2 separate regions of the Homo sapiens genome follow, and region 1 is linked to region 2. Evidence: read pairs that join two places in POLR2A ChIA-PET (ENCODE). Cell type or tissue: OCI-LY7. All regions are shown on one strand. Each heading gives the region's core, and the rest is flanking DNA. Links, peaks and the distances in the headings are about the cores only. Region 1 overlaps LOC105374101 (a long non-coding RNA gene). Region 2 overlaps EFCC1 (EF-hand and coiled-coil domain containing 1).

Evidence for each region. Peaks named below come from ENCODE experiments on the same cell type or tissue, not always from the same donor. Only the 100,000 strongest peaks of a DNase experiment are listed, where the experiment ranks them.
Region 1: POLR2A ChIA-PET joins it to region 2 with 10 read pairs; 9 of 35 experiments call an interaction of 5 or more read pairs at or near these places.

The regions. Positions count from the first base shown.
Region 1 is chr3:129,187,241-129,190,149 of GRCh38, forward strand. All of the region lies in intron 1 of LOC105374101 (a long non-coding RNA gene), which reads left to right. Among named protein-coding and RNA genes, the nearest start is that of CNBP, 4.8 kb to the left of the region's middle. In OCI-LY7, for the core only: no CTCF peak of the experiment used is centred there; DNase peaks (open chromatin) are centred at 1,291 and 1,561; H3K4me3 peaks cover 971 bases; H3K27ac peaks cover 2,024 bases.
Region 2 is chr3:129,022,380-129,025,288 of GRCh38, forward strand. The region is part of intron 2 of EFCC1 (EF-hand and coiled-coil domain containing 1); the gene reads left to right. It also overlaps a transcript of CFAP92 not described here. Among named protein-coding and RNA genes, the nearest start is that of EFCC1, 23 kb to the left of the region's middle. In OCI-LY7, for the core only: CTCF peaks have their summits at 1,771 and 1,988; a DNase peak (open chromatin) is centred at 1,762; H3K27ac peaks cover 1,147 bases.

The DNA.
Region 1 (2,909 bases), core at 85-2,584, 160 kb after region 2:
GGAGCAAGAGATTGGGCCACTGCACTCCAGCCTGCACAACAGAGGGAGACTCTGTCTCAAAAAAAAAAAAAAAAAAAAAGTCCGGGCACGGTGGATCACGCCTATAATCCCAGCACTTTGGGGGGCCGAGGCAGATGGGTCATGAGGTCAGGAGATCGAGACCATCCTGGCTAACAAGGTGAAATCCCGTCTCTACTAAAAATACAAAAAATTAGCATTAAGTATCCTGAGAGAAGACCAGATAAAATGCTATGATTCAGCATTATTCCTAAAATGGGTACCAGTTGAGCAATACCTGCCAACTCTTAATTTCTGCTTAAATGCCCAACTGCATAGTACATGCTGTTAAATTGAGGGGATAGGTGATATCATGTAAACCCATGTCTTGTCCCTGCCAGCAAGGAAATTGTGCTCTGTGACTTGACTTGGAAAGTATGTAACTAAGACTGAGGAGAATAAATTGATGTTTTCACCTCTCGTATTTGCTTCTGAAGCAGAAAGTTTACTAAGCTAAATCCTGAACTAGGAATTAGTAATACTAGTAATAGCTAATTGTTAATATATATACAGCTCTTATAACAGTTTCTGGCATAATTACTATACAAATATTATTTCTTATTCTTATTGGGTGCTTACTGTATGCCAGGCAATGTTTTTAACCTCTTTATGAGTTTTCACAAACCCCCTAGAAGTACTTGTATTATCCCCATGAAGAAACAGGTCGAGAGAGTTTAAGTAATCTGCTCAAGGTCAGAAAGTGAACAAATGACAGGTCAGGCTTCAAACACAGACAGCCCATGTGCTTGAACAGTGCTACTGGCCTCCCAGTACTTACTGAGGCCTACTCCTATAAAATTCTATTGACTCCCTAAAGTGATGGTGTAGGGAATGCTAACTGATGATAAAGAAAATATGAAACACTGACAAATCATTTAGTGAGCATTTCATTAGTTAGTTGGCTTCCTCTTCTGTGACCTTGAATTGAAACTCTACTGCAAACTAACTGGTTAGAGAAAAATTTTATTTGCAAATAGTTTTAAAAGTTTCAAAGTAGGCCGGGCGCAGTGGCTCACGCCTGTAATCCCAGCACTTTGGGAGGCTGAGGCGGGCGGATCACAAGGTCAGGAGATCGAGACCATCCTGGCTAACAAGGTGAAACCCCGTCTCTACTAAAAATACAAAAAATTACCCGCGTGGTGGCAGGTGCCTGTAGTCCCAGCTACTCAGGAGGCTGAGGCAGGAGAACGGTGTGAACCTGGGAGGTGGAGCTTGCAGCGAGCTGAGGCTGTGCAGCTGCACTCCAGCCTGGGCGACAGAGTGAGACTCCGTCTCAAAAAAAAGTTTGAAAGTAAAACCACCCATTTTTTTTCTTTTTCTTTGTATAAAGTAAAGGAATAAAGAAGGGCTACTCCATAAGCAGAGCAGCCTCTTTTTTTCCTTAAAAGAAAAATAGCTGGCCAGGTGCAGTGGCTCATGCCTGTAATTCCAACTCTTTGAGAGGCTGCGGCAGGTGGATTGCCTGAGCTCGGGAGTTTCAGACCAGCCTCGGCAACATAGTGAAACCCTGTCTCTACCAAAAATACAGAAAATTAGCCAGACGTAGTGGCACCTGCCTGCAGTCCCAGCTACTCAGGAAGCTGAGGTGGGAGAATCACCTGAGCCCAGGATGGAGGTTACAGTGAGCCCAGATAGCACCACTGAACTCCAAACTGGGTGACAGAGTGAGAGTCCATCTCAAAAAAAAAAAAGAAGCTGCATTAATTTTTTTTAAAAGTAATTTTATATTAAGTTTCTACGTAATTTAATTAAACTTGGAACTAAACAATGGATATCAAAATAATGAGGGTTTTTTTGGTATGGTTTATTTATTTATTTTTTTGAGATGTAGTCTTGTTCTGTTACCCAGGCTGGAGTGCACTGGTGCAACCTCGGCTCACTGCAACCTCTGCTGCCTGCTAAAGTGATTCTCCTGCCTTAGCCTCCTGAGTAGCTGGGATTACAGGCGCCCACCACCACGCCTGGCTAACTTTTTGTTTTTTTGAGACAAGGTCTCGCATTGTTGCCCAGGCTGGAGTGCAATGACACGATCTTGGCTCACTGCAACTTCCACCTCCCGGGTTCAAGCGATTCTCCTGCCTCAGCCTCCCGAGTATCTGGGATTACAGGCATGCGCCACCACCCCCATATAATTTTTTTCTTTTTCTATTTCTTTTTTTTTTTTCTTTTTTTTTGAGAAGGAGTCTCACTGTCTTGCCAGGCTGGAGTGCAGTGGCGCCATCTCGACTCACCGCAACCTCCGACTCCCTGATTCAAGCAGTTCTCCTGCCTCAGCCTCCCTCCCAAGTAGCTGGGATTATAGGCACGTGACATCACGCCCACCTAATTTTTGTATTTTTAGTAGAGATGGGGTTTTACCATGTAGGTTTTTGTATTTTAGTAGAGACAGGGTTTCACTATGTTGGCCAGGCTGGTCTCAAACTCCTGACCTCAGGTGATCTGCCCACCTCGGCCTCCCAAAGTGCTGGGATTACAGGCGTGAGCCACCGCATCTGGCCATAATTTTTGTATTTTTAGTAAAGACAGGGTTTCACCATGTTGGCCAGGCTGGTCTTAAACTCCTGACCTCAGGTGATCCATCCTCCTCCACCTTCCAAAGTGCTGGGATTATAGGCGTAAGACACTGCGCCCAGCCTCATTTAACTCCTAACAAAAGCCTCTGTGGCCTGGCGCTGATGACTCACACACACACAAAAAAGAAATCCTGATTCTAGTACTTTCTAGCCATTTGTCTAGAGTTGGAGACCAGCCTGGCCAACATGGGGAAACCCCGTCTCTATTAAAAATACAAAAATTAGCCGGGTGTGGCTGGCGCCTGTAATCCCAGCTACTCAGGAGGCTGAGGCAGGAGA
Region 2 (2,909 bases), core at 261-2,760:
ATCCACCTCTTTGCATCACAGAACTGAAGGAGGGGTCTGTTACATGAAGATCTGGAGCCAGGAGCCAGGAGTGGCCAGGACAGCGGAAGGGAGGAAGAGCAACATCTGGCCCTTGTCAGATTGTATAAGCCCCTGGGCTGGCGGCCAGATGTGGCCATCAGCCTCCAGCAGGAGGAAGACATCAGAGGCTCACCCGGCCTCCGGATGCTGTGCAGATGTGGCCAGCTGGAGGGAACACCCAACCGCACACAAGGACTCTGGGGTCTGCCAGGAAGTGAGGGTGTGAGGGGAGGGTGGGTGGCTACTGGGGCCTGCCTTTCCCCAGAACTGCCTGGAGCCCTGACAGAGGTGCTTCAGTAATGCCTGTTGAGTGACAAGTGTCTCTGCAGCTCACAGAAGGCCCCCAGACCATTTCCCCCATGGCTCCCGAAAGACAGTGGCCCAGAAGTGCGGCAGGCAGGGGTGAATGTGGGAGTCGCGGGCCGGAAAGCACAGGGCAGGGAGGTTGGGCCTTTGCCATACTTTTCCAGCACCGGTTCCCAAGCTGTGGTTTGGAGCTGAGAAGTCTCCAACTTCTCCTCACAGTTGCTAGCCTCTCTTGAATGGACAGAGAACAGCCTCGGGTTCAGAGGCAGACAGAAAATAAGATCTAGCTAGAACTGACTAACTGTGTTTCATTCTTGCTTTATGTATTTTTAGGGTGTTAAAAGGAAAACTTTAGACATATTAAATTTAACAGAGTTTATCTGAGTAAAGAACAAGTCATGAATTGGGCAGCTGTCAGGGACAGCAGAGGTTTGGGGAGCTCAGCCTGCTATTTGTTACAAATATATGCTTCTAAATTAGAGTTTGATTTCTTCACATACTAAGTTCGGCTTCAGATCATCACTCAAAGTACAGAGACAGCCTCAGGCTAATGGCCTCTTGCTTCTTTTTTTTTTTTTTTTTGAGACAGAGTCTTGAGTCTTGCTCAGTCACCCAGGCTAGAGTGCAGGCTAGAGCGCAGTGGTGCGATCTTGGCTCACTGCAAGCTCTGCCTCCTGGGTTCACGGCATTCTCCTGCCTCAGCCTCCCGAGTAGCTGGGACTACAGGCGCCCGCCACCATGCCTGGCTAATTTTGGTTTTGTATTTTTAGTAGAGACGAGGTTTCACCATGTTAGCCAGGATGGTCTCGACCTCCTGACCTCATGATCCACCCGCCTCGGCCTCCCAAAGTGCTGGGATTACAGGCGTGAGCCACCGCGCCTGGCCACCTCTTGATTCTTAAATTTAACAATGGTTACTATTTATGGCAAGAGATGCTGGGTTTTCATTATTGGTTATAATATTTACCACTACATAAAATATGTATTAGTAAATAAAAGGACAAATGACCAAAAATGTCTGCAGCTTAGGAATCTGCATTATCCTATCACGTAGGGTCCACCCCTCTCTGAGGTGCACAGAGGGCTTAGCCCCATTCCACAGGACAAAGCTGATAGGAACTGGGAATGGTAGGACTCAACCCATGTCTTGTGGCTCCAGATCTAGTGCTCTTCCTTCTCTGTCCTTTCTGGAACAATCCAAGAGCAGGTGAATAGGTGATAGGAGTAAACTGGATGCTTACCCAGGCTCTGGTCTTGTCCCTGGCCTGGCCTTTCCTTGCACTTCCACCCCTAAATCCCATTCATTCATTTGACAAACCTTCATTGGGCCACTCAGTCCCTGTGCTAACTGTCCTCAAGGAAATCCCAGTCTGGTGAGAGAGAAACACCATAACACACCACACGAGGGCTCTAGGAGCCAGGAGAGGTGTCTTATTCATATTTATTTGTTCTGCTGTAACAGAATACCACAGACTGGGTAATTTATAAAGAAAAGAAATTTGGGGCTGGGTCTAGTGGCTCACACCTGTAATCCCAGCACCTTTGGAAAGCCGAGTCAGGCAGATCACTTGAGGCCAGGAGTTCAAGACCCGCCTGGCCAACATGGTAAAACCCTTTCTCTACTAAAAATACAAAATTAGCCAGGCATGGTTGCACACACCTGTAGTCCCAACTACTCGGGAGGCTGAGGCAGGAGAATCACTTGAACCTGAGAGGCAGAGGTTGCAGTGAGCCGAGATTGCACCACTGCACTCCAGCCTGGGTGACAGAGCAAGACTCCGTCGCAAAAAAAAAGAAAAAAAAAAAGAAAAAGAAAAACAGAAATTTAGCTAAGGGTTCTGGAGGCTGGGAAGTAAAGGGCATGTCACATCTGGCCATAGGCTTCTTGGTGCACCGTTCCAGGGAAGAAGGTAGAAGAACAAAAGAGGGAGAGAGGGAGACAAACGCATTCCTGTATCTGGAGCCCACTCCTGCAGTAATGGTGTGGATCCACTCGTGAGGGCAGAGCTCTCATGGCCTGATCACCTCTTCAAGGCCCCACCTCTCTACACTGTTGCATTGGGGATTAGGTTTCCAACACGTGAACTTTGGGGGACACATTCAAACCATAGCAGAGGGAGAGGTGAGTTCTGAGAAAGTGACATTTTTGTTGGGGTGGGAGAACGAAGAACCAGGAGGATTTTCTGGGCACTACTTGCTGGAGCCAAACCCAGCGGCCACTCTTTGGGTGGTCAAGTGGGTGATGGCACACTTCACTGAGGGAGGGAGGAGCAGATGGAGGAAGACCAGGACAAGTCCAGGTGGCATGAGAGGCTGTGAGAAGCCTGTGGGACATCCAAATAGAGGTGCCACAGTTAAGTTCGGGCGCTTGTCAGGAACTGGATCTGAGCCCGAGGTTCAAGAGAGAGGCCAGAGCTGGAGATAAGAAGTAGGAAGTCATGGGCACGCAAAGCCATGGCGTTGGCTGAGACTCCTCCTAGAGCGAGTGCACACTGAGGAGAGAAGAGGTCCTCAGAGGGCATCCCAGGGCTCACCGGCATTAG